Regions from separate parts of the Mus musculus genome. Here all the other regions are linked to region 3. Evidence: chromatin loops called from intact Hi-C (ENCODE). Cell type or tissue: heart. All regions are shown on one strand.

What was found. A loop is a pair of places that touch in the nucleus more often than their neighbours do. Peaks named below come from ENCODE experiments on the same cell type or tissue, not always from the same donor. Only the 100,000 strongest peaks of a DNase experiment are listed, where the experiment ranks them.
Region 1: a loop joins it to region 3, with 2.5 times the contacts of the local background. A loop is called at or near these places in 7 of 42 quality-filtered maps.
Region 2: it touches region 3 in a loop (5-fold over the local background); 7 of 42 quality-filtered maps call a loop at or near these places.

The regions. Positions count from the first base shown.
Region 1 is chr5:105,414,421-105,416,920 of GRCm38, forward strand. Lrrc8b (leucine rich repeat containing 8 family, member B) reads left to right here and starts at 1,355. Exons shown (of 5, transcript NM_001033550.3): 1 at 1,355-1,492. It overlaps 4930542N06Rik (a long non-coding RNA gene), which reads right to left and starts at 756. Exons shown (of 2, transcript XR_389449.3): 1 at 1-756. In heart, a CTCF peak has its summit at 1,121; a DNase peak (open chromatin) is centred at 1,271; H3K4me3 peaks cover 1,847 bases; H3K27ac peaks cover 1,863 bases.
Region 2 is chr5:105,404,176-105,406,675 of GRCm38, forward strand. Gm26519 (predicted gene, 26519) reads left to right here. Exons shown (of 3, transcript NR_166586.1): 3 at 1,219-2,500. Among named protein-coding and RNA genes, the nearest start is that of Gm32051, 3.9 kb to the right of the region's middle. In heart, a CTCF peak has its summit at 976 (motif pointing right); no DNase peak of the experiment used is centred here.
Region 3 is chr5:105,518,334-105,520,833 of GRCm38, forward strand. It overlaps Lrrc8c (leucine rich repeat containing 8 family, member C), which reads left to right and starts at 1,138. Exons shown (of 4, transcript NM_133897.2): 1 at 1,138-1,297. In heart, a CTCF peak has its summit at 1,027; DNase peaks (open chromatin) are centred at 988 and 1,458; H3K4me3 peaks cover 2,500 bases; H3K27ac peaks cover 2,500 bases.

The sequences.
Region 1 (2,500 bases), 100 kb before region 3:
GTGGGAGCACATATATGTAGGTGCATATATGTGTGGATGCCTTTGGAGGCCAGAAGAGGGTGTCAGAACGTTTGGAGCTGGAGTTGTCGGCAGCTGTGAACAGAATTCTGGTCTTCTGCAAGAACAGTCTGTGCTCTTAGCTGTGGAGCCGTTAGTCCTCACAGTGTTTTCAATGTTTGCTTCAGACTCAATGCAACTGCCACTCAGAGTGAATTGGACAAGGACCGGGTATAGCAGTGACTTCCAGGGCAGTTCGGGCTGGAGTTCTGATATGACTGGTCGCTACTGGATACAGCGCAGTCTTCCACACCTTCGTAGTGTGTGGAGGTATTGGGTGCCCAACTGATCAGGTGACTCAAATGCTGTCTTCTTTTACTCCTCTGGGAGTGTTTTGTTACCTAGGGATGGGAACACCATAGCAACTAAGAGATACAAATCTTGCTGAATTGAATCCTTGTGCTAGAAATAACCTGGACAAAGACTGAGCTTAAAACAGAACAGGGAGGGTGTGGGGGAGTTAAAGATTCGAGGAGGAGGATAGAACTATTAAATAGCCCAGAGTTCTGAATTTGGATTAAATTTTTGCTTAACTTGCAAGGCACACTGTTACTCTTCAAATACAGGGCCATTAACAGGAGAAGAATGTGGATGGGGGACAGGTGACCATCCTCAATGAAATACTATTATGTGTACTCCCTCTATCTTGTCACCTCACGCTGAAGATAAAGACACTGGAAAGAAAAAGATGGTATTGGAGGCCCAGAAGCTGCTTAGTTTCTCCTCCTTCCCAGGGGCCCTACAACCTTTCCAGTCACTCGACTTAAAGAGCGTTAAAGGGACTTCACTAAGGCAGGCTCTGCGCGGCACACCCCACCCTTCCTGGTAGAGTAAGTTGTGTCAATAACAAGTTTCTCAGGGGTGCACACGTGAGAAGGCAGGGGTCTTCTGCTGGGGTGGAGCGCCTGGGGAACGGCCATAAGGCCCGGCTCCTGGGTTTCTGGAATGCAGCCCCAGCTCCTGGCGAGGCGTGTGGCTGCCATGCACCGCGGATGCCAGGCTGGGCGAGTGCATCCGGGCGGCCGCATGGCGTTGGCTCCGGGAGGTGGCAGCTGCGCTTTGTGTGCAGCAGGAGGGTGAGTCACCGGCCCCCGCGGTTCGTCCCAAGGCCGGGTGGACTCTCGGGCCGGGTGGCGGAGCGATCCGGGTAAGGGCGGCTCGGAGGCGGCGCTGCGCGTCCCCGGCTCCCGCCTGCGCAGCCTGCGCAGCCCGCGCGCTCCGCTCCTCCTCCGCGCGCGAACTTAGTCAGCGGTTCGCGCCGCCGCGCGCCCATTGGCCGGCCGCGCGCGCCGCGTCACAATGGAGCGGCTCCGGGGCGGCGAGCCGGGCAGCGCCGGGGCTTCCCGCTGAGCCGCAGCCGCCGGAGTGCGGGCGCCGGCCGCTCGGCTCGCCCCGGCCGGCCGGGCAGCGCGGGCCTGGGGGCTCCGACACGAAGGTAGGCGGGGACGGCGGGGGAAGGGGGAGCGCAGCAGCAGGTGGGGGCGGCAGGGCAGGTGCTGTTACCTGGCGGCGCCTCACCTGGGTCTCCCGCTGCGGGCAGGTGGCACAGTCACCTGCTAAGCCGCGGTCGCCCGGCTCCCACGCCCCCGGGGGAAGGAGGGCGCGGTCCCTTGCGGGCACCTCTCCTGGATGTTGGGGTCAGATGGGGCGAGAGGAGGGGGCGGCCGCGCCCAGGCGGTGCCTTCGTTGTCCCTACGGCTGAACACGCACCTGTGTATCCACCACCCCCCTCCCCGCCCCCGAAGGGAAAGGCCCTCCCTCTCCACCCTGGTCTCCCCTTAAGTGAAGGCGCTCGCTCGAGGGGGTCCACACCAGGTCCCCGCCGTTTGCCCCCTGCCCTGGAGCCTCCTGTCGACATTTTATGCTCTGGGGTATTTACTGGCCTACAGCTGTGATTTTAGCGTTTGAGCTGGAAGGGGTCAACTGATTTCCATTTAAAGACTCGGTGGTTCCTCCTCCTAGGTTGCAGGTGCTGACAGGTCAGAAGGAAGAGGCTCGGTAATCCGTGTCCTCAACTGACTTCCCAAAGTCCGTAGGTTGCTTATAGTCATGTGTTTGTGGAAGACTTTGATGTGTGGTTAGAAAAACTACCACTAGGATCCCTTTGCACCCCCACCCCAGAGGACAAACCTAAATTTAAAAGTCAATACCAGCGTATGGACTTCTTGAATACATTCTGGTCTTGTCTGAGAACTTAACAGGAAAAAACAAAACAAAACAAAACAAAAACAACTGCTATATAAAAATAAGAGAGAACGTTTAAAATATCGTAAATGTGAAACCAATTTAGATAATTTGTTCAGTGTCCGTTAAGAAATTAGAGACTGAGAGTGTAGCCCCAACAGGCTTAGCAAAGGCAAGGTTGGGGCTTCAGTGCCCTCCAAAGTACTACTACTGTTGCATATGACAATGATAATAGTAACAATAACTGCTTTCCAGGACA
Region 2 (2,500 bases), 110 kb before region 3:
GTGCCAGCTATGGTTTCTGTCCTCATCCAGCTGTGGTTTCTGAATCTATTTTACTGATCCAGTCACTTCCTCTGCAACCCCAGAAACAAAGATTGAATGCTATCTGACAAAATACATTGTAACGGGACAAAGCACAGTGTGAACTCCAAGCAATCAACAACGCCTCCAATCACACTGTCGTTCTTTGATTCTCATTGAGAAAGCAGAGGAAACGTTAGAAAGCGTGTCCAAGGCCTTCCAGATGTCTTAACTACAATTCTCACAGCATTCACAGGCCAAACTGGGTTACTTTGTAGCTGGAGTTACTAACCTGCCAGCTCGCTTAGGTTTCTGGGTCTGAGTATGGTAACTTTTGCTTTTGAATAGTGGGGTTCTGGTTAATGATTCAAACCAACACTTTCCAATGCTTCTGTGGCATACAAATGCCTCAACACTTGGATTTTTTTAAAGTGTGTGTGTGTGTGTGTGTGTGTGCGCGTGCGTGTGTGTTCACGGGGCGGTCACAGTACAGCTGCAGTAGTTTGTTTTCTCCTAGTATATAGCTTCCAGGTTTGGACTCAGGTTGTCAGACTTAACAGCAAGCACCTTTTCAGACTGAAGAATCTTCCTGCTCCAACCTTTTTCCACTCTAGATACAACTCCTCAGTAGAGGATCTGCAGTGTTTCCTATTCTCTTTTTTTTAGCCTAGCCTTTTCAGCCTTCACATTCACATCTAGGTACTGCACTATTATGAAGAATAATGAAGGAACCCACTCTACAAATTTTTAGAAGCAAACATTTTGGACAAAGGACAGTAATACGAGACAAAGCAATGACCCCTGGCATATGAACCACTTTCTGTCATGACAAGGAACCACATCCACACTGGCAACATAGTGCAATGTGTCTATTTGACACAACTCGCTCCTAAAATACTGAACACAAGTCAGAATCTAGAGTCTGAAAAGCAAACCCAAGGACTCCTGCGGTATAACTCTGTCCACCAGAGAGCGCCAAAGCCTTACACATATTTTATGTTACGCATTTCAAAGCTTAAAAAGGTTAAGAAAGCAGTTGAGGCCCGCTACCACACAACTGGTAAAGTGGCATTTTTGATACTTTCTTTATCAGTTTACTGGCCGTCCACTGCTCCCAGACACGACATTAGGGGACAAGGAAACACTTAAGGAGTTTATAGTCTAACAAAGGTCTTTACCTTGTCTCCTCTTCACTGACAGAAGACAGCACCCAGGCTCAAGGGAGGTGTCTCCCTGTCTCCAGCCTCAATGCATATGAAGAACCAGCCCTCCTTGTTTGATAGCAGTCGGATCAGAGGAGCTTTGGAGATACCTAGCTACACCCTCTACCTGTATGTATAAGGCCAGACTTAGTCAAGAACACAATCACAGTTGATGCTAACCCAGGATTCAGCACATACCTAGAATTTCCCTAGTAACACACACGCTTTGTTTAATCCTCCACAAAATTTATTCTTTAAGAGGTAAACTTAGGGCTGGAGAGATGGCACTGGCTGCTCTTCCAAAAGTCCTGAGTTCAATTCCCAGCAACCACATGGTGGCTCACTACCATCTATAATGAGATCCAATGCCCTCTTCTGGTGTTACTCATTTATATAATAAATAAATTAATTTTTAAAAAAAGAGGTAAACTTAGATACAGGACACCTGTATCTGTATCTAGATACAAGAAACCTGACAAGAACCAATGAGCTCATTAGCCAAAGCCCAGAGTAGCAACTTTGCTTCAGAGTCCAAGTGGCATTTTGAATTGTGCCTAAACCTCCAGATTGGGATTCTGAGTCCAATTCTCATGTCAATAAAGAAAGCTGAAGATAATATGGCGCTTCAAAGTCACATGACTGCTAGGTTGGAAAGAGATAAGATCAAAGAGTCATTCCATACATAGTAACGCTGTAGTAAATACAATTTCTAGCTCACAGTAAATGTCTCTACTTTATCATCACTAATTAGCCCCCCTTCTCTTTTTCCCTTCGGAACCTTAGTCTTTGTTTTTAAGATCTATTCTTTTGTTTTAATTATGTGTCTGTGCTGGGGGACTAAAGTTGGGTATGGGTGGCTGTGAGCCACTCAGCATGGCTGCTGGGAGCTGAACCGGGGTCCTCTGGGAGACACGCTCTAATCACTGAACCATCTCTCCAGTCTGCAGACCCCAATCTCTTATGTGTGTTCATTTGGAACTCTCACAAGTTAAACTATGACAGCTCATGAGGGCAGAACTGGAGGCTAAAGTACTAGAGTGACCCCAGAATATACAAGACAGGGGTATGGGTCCCCAGTCTCAAATCTCATTTCATTCATTCATTCACTCATTCATTTATTGCTTCCTGGGAACAAAACACTAATTTTGAGACATATGCACCCATGTGACTGCTGTGGTTTCCAGTCTCCTGAAACACACTTGCACATCATTCCTCCAGAGGATGTCAGCGATCTGCAGTTACGAAGCACTCACTCATCTGCCCACCTCACAGGCCTCTGA
Region 3 (2,500 bases):
TGGTTACTGACAAACTCTCTCTCTCTCTCTCTCTCTCTCTCTCTCTCTCTCTCTCTCTCTCTCTCTCTCGACTGCTACAGTGATCTTATCTGCACTTTTTCCCCCAATAGGCAATTTTTCTTTTTAGGGAGATGCCAGCTTTCAAGATGCTAGTTTGTGCTTTTAAACTATAATTGGGCAGAGAGATAGGCAGACAAACCCAAGGCTCAGATCAATGGCTGGGAGAGAATCCCTCCCCTACATCGTCTAAACAACAGGTGGTTCGGGGCACATTGTTAACTCTTTTGCACACACACACACACACACACACACACACACACACACACGATCCCCACCTCTGCCCACACAAAATCGTAGGCGGAGCTTTCATATGGAACGGCACCTGCTGCTCAAAGCCCAGAAGCCCATCTTGCAGGGTCCAGTAACGAGGGACTCCTGCCAGCTGGTCAATGGGATTGAGGTTGCCCAGGGTCTTAAGGCTTTGTAAACTACGGGCATCGGATTTTTTTCGTTCTTCCCTGTTCCCCTCATATATACCACCGCCCCCTCTCCACCCGCTTCCTGGACCTTTCATTCTCTGGGGAGGGGTTATCTCCAACCTGACCCTCTGGGAGTTCCCAGGAGGGCTATTTTTAGCAGCAGCCGCTCTGCTTCAACTTAGCCCAGGGAGGAGCTGCGGTGTAAGAGCGGATGGCGGGCTCACAGAAACCACCCGCTTTTTGGCATTGTTAGGGTTGCACACAGGAGGCAGAGGACCGATCTTCCCTGCTGTGCCAACCAGGTAGGCAGCTCTGAGCAGCGGAATCATCCAGCCGCGGAGAGGCTTGATTTCCCGGTGGGGAACCCGGGGCCCGCCCAGCGCGGGCCCGCCTGCCCTGGACGCCTGGTGGTCTCGGCAGAGGAGGAAGTTCCCGGGCATCGCTGCCTGCGTCACAGCGGGGCTGGCACCGCGGCGGCGGCTCGGCAGCCGACGGCGACCCCGGGGCTGGGCGCTGGGCGGCGCTGGCTGCCGCGGGCCAGGCGGCGCGCGGGGCGGCGCTGGAGGCGGCTCCGCTTGCAGGCGGGGAGGCACCGGGGAGGAGGAACAGGGCTGCGGAGCTGGGGCGTTAGCTGCGTCCCGGCTCAGAGCCCGCGAAGAAGACGAGGACCGAGGCGCCGCCGCGGCCGTGGCCGCAGCACTCTGAGCGCGACAAGCCATGAGCAGCGACGCCGCGGTCGCTTGCCGCCGCTGAGCCCAACCCGGACACAGCTCGCCGCGCCCTGGCATCCTTTTCTGCGGATACCCTCGCCCCCAGAGGTAAGTGCCGGGGACCCGCGGAGGGATGGAGAGGGACGGCCAGCACCCTGCCACTAGCCTCGGTTCTCTGGGCGCGCCCCAGCCTGGACCCGTCCACCCTCCCTCGTTCGTGACCCTGCTTCCCCAGGGCTCTGGGACAGGCACATTGTGGTCGCCTACTCAGCGTGCGGTTCGGGGATCCCGCTAACCCCAACCCCACCCAACCCACGCGGGCCCTGGCGTCCGCGCCAGGGACCCCCAGCCGGGAGCCCAGTACAGCCTGGCCGCTAGGTTCTGGGGACTGGGGGAGGGGCGTACTAGGAGAAAACGCGGTTGCTGCAGGGATGGCCATTCTCCTTCCCTACCTTCAAAACCCCCGGAGATGCTGGGGCCTGTTTTTTCTGCTCTTCTCCCCAACCCCCTCTCCTCCCTGGAAGATGCCTGAAGTTACACTTTTTGAGGAAGGAGGGGGAAATCGAAGGTCTACACAGAGATCCAGTGAGCACTAGTCCGCTCACCTGCAAGTCCAGAGGGGCCGGAGGGGGCTGCTCTGCATCCTAAGACCCTGGAGGCCAGGTGTCTAGGCCAGCAACTGCGGCCAGGATTTCTGCCTTCATCCCAAACTGACCCTAGCAGGCTAGCAGGCTCTCTCTCTCTCTCTCTCTCTCTCTCTCTCTCTCTCTCTCTCTCTCTCTCTTCTCCAGCGTAGAGGTGTTTGGGATGGAGTTAGCCCCTTGGGAGCCTCAGGGTGTGCTCTATAGACGCCAAAGCCTTTCTTTTTTTCCAGCAGCTAATGTTTCCCTCCCCCAACACTTGGCTGTGTACATCAGATTTCAGTTATTTTAAAATCCTTCAAGTTACCTTTCTTTGCAACGGCTCAGCCCACATCTAGTCCCCATGCTTAATGCGGATGTTTTATTAGAGGTTGAGGGCAGAGCTTTACTGAGTTTCCAACTCCTTAAGTATTTTTAAACTCGCAACAAATTAGTTAGGAAACATTTTTGGGCTCCCATCCTCCTTAAAGTGAAAAATAAGACTAATTGATCTTTGTGGGAGTGTCCAGGTTTGGCTCATAGAGCCTTATTACCCTTTAGAGGTGCTGTTTCACATCTACAGACTGCAGTAGCATATGAAGTGTGGCCTTAGCTAACGGTCACATTTCTGCCGAGTATGCAGTGCTTTGCTGAAGCTTGGACAAGGATGTAGAGTGGACTGACATTAAGA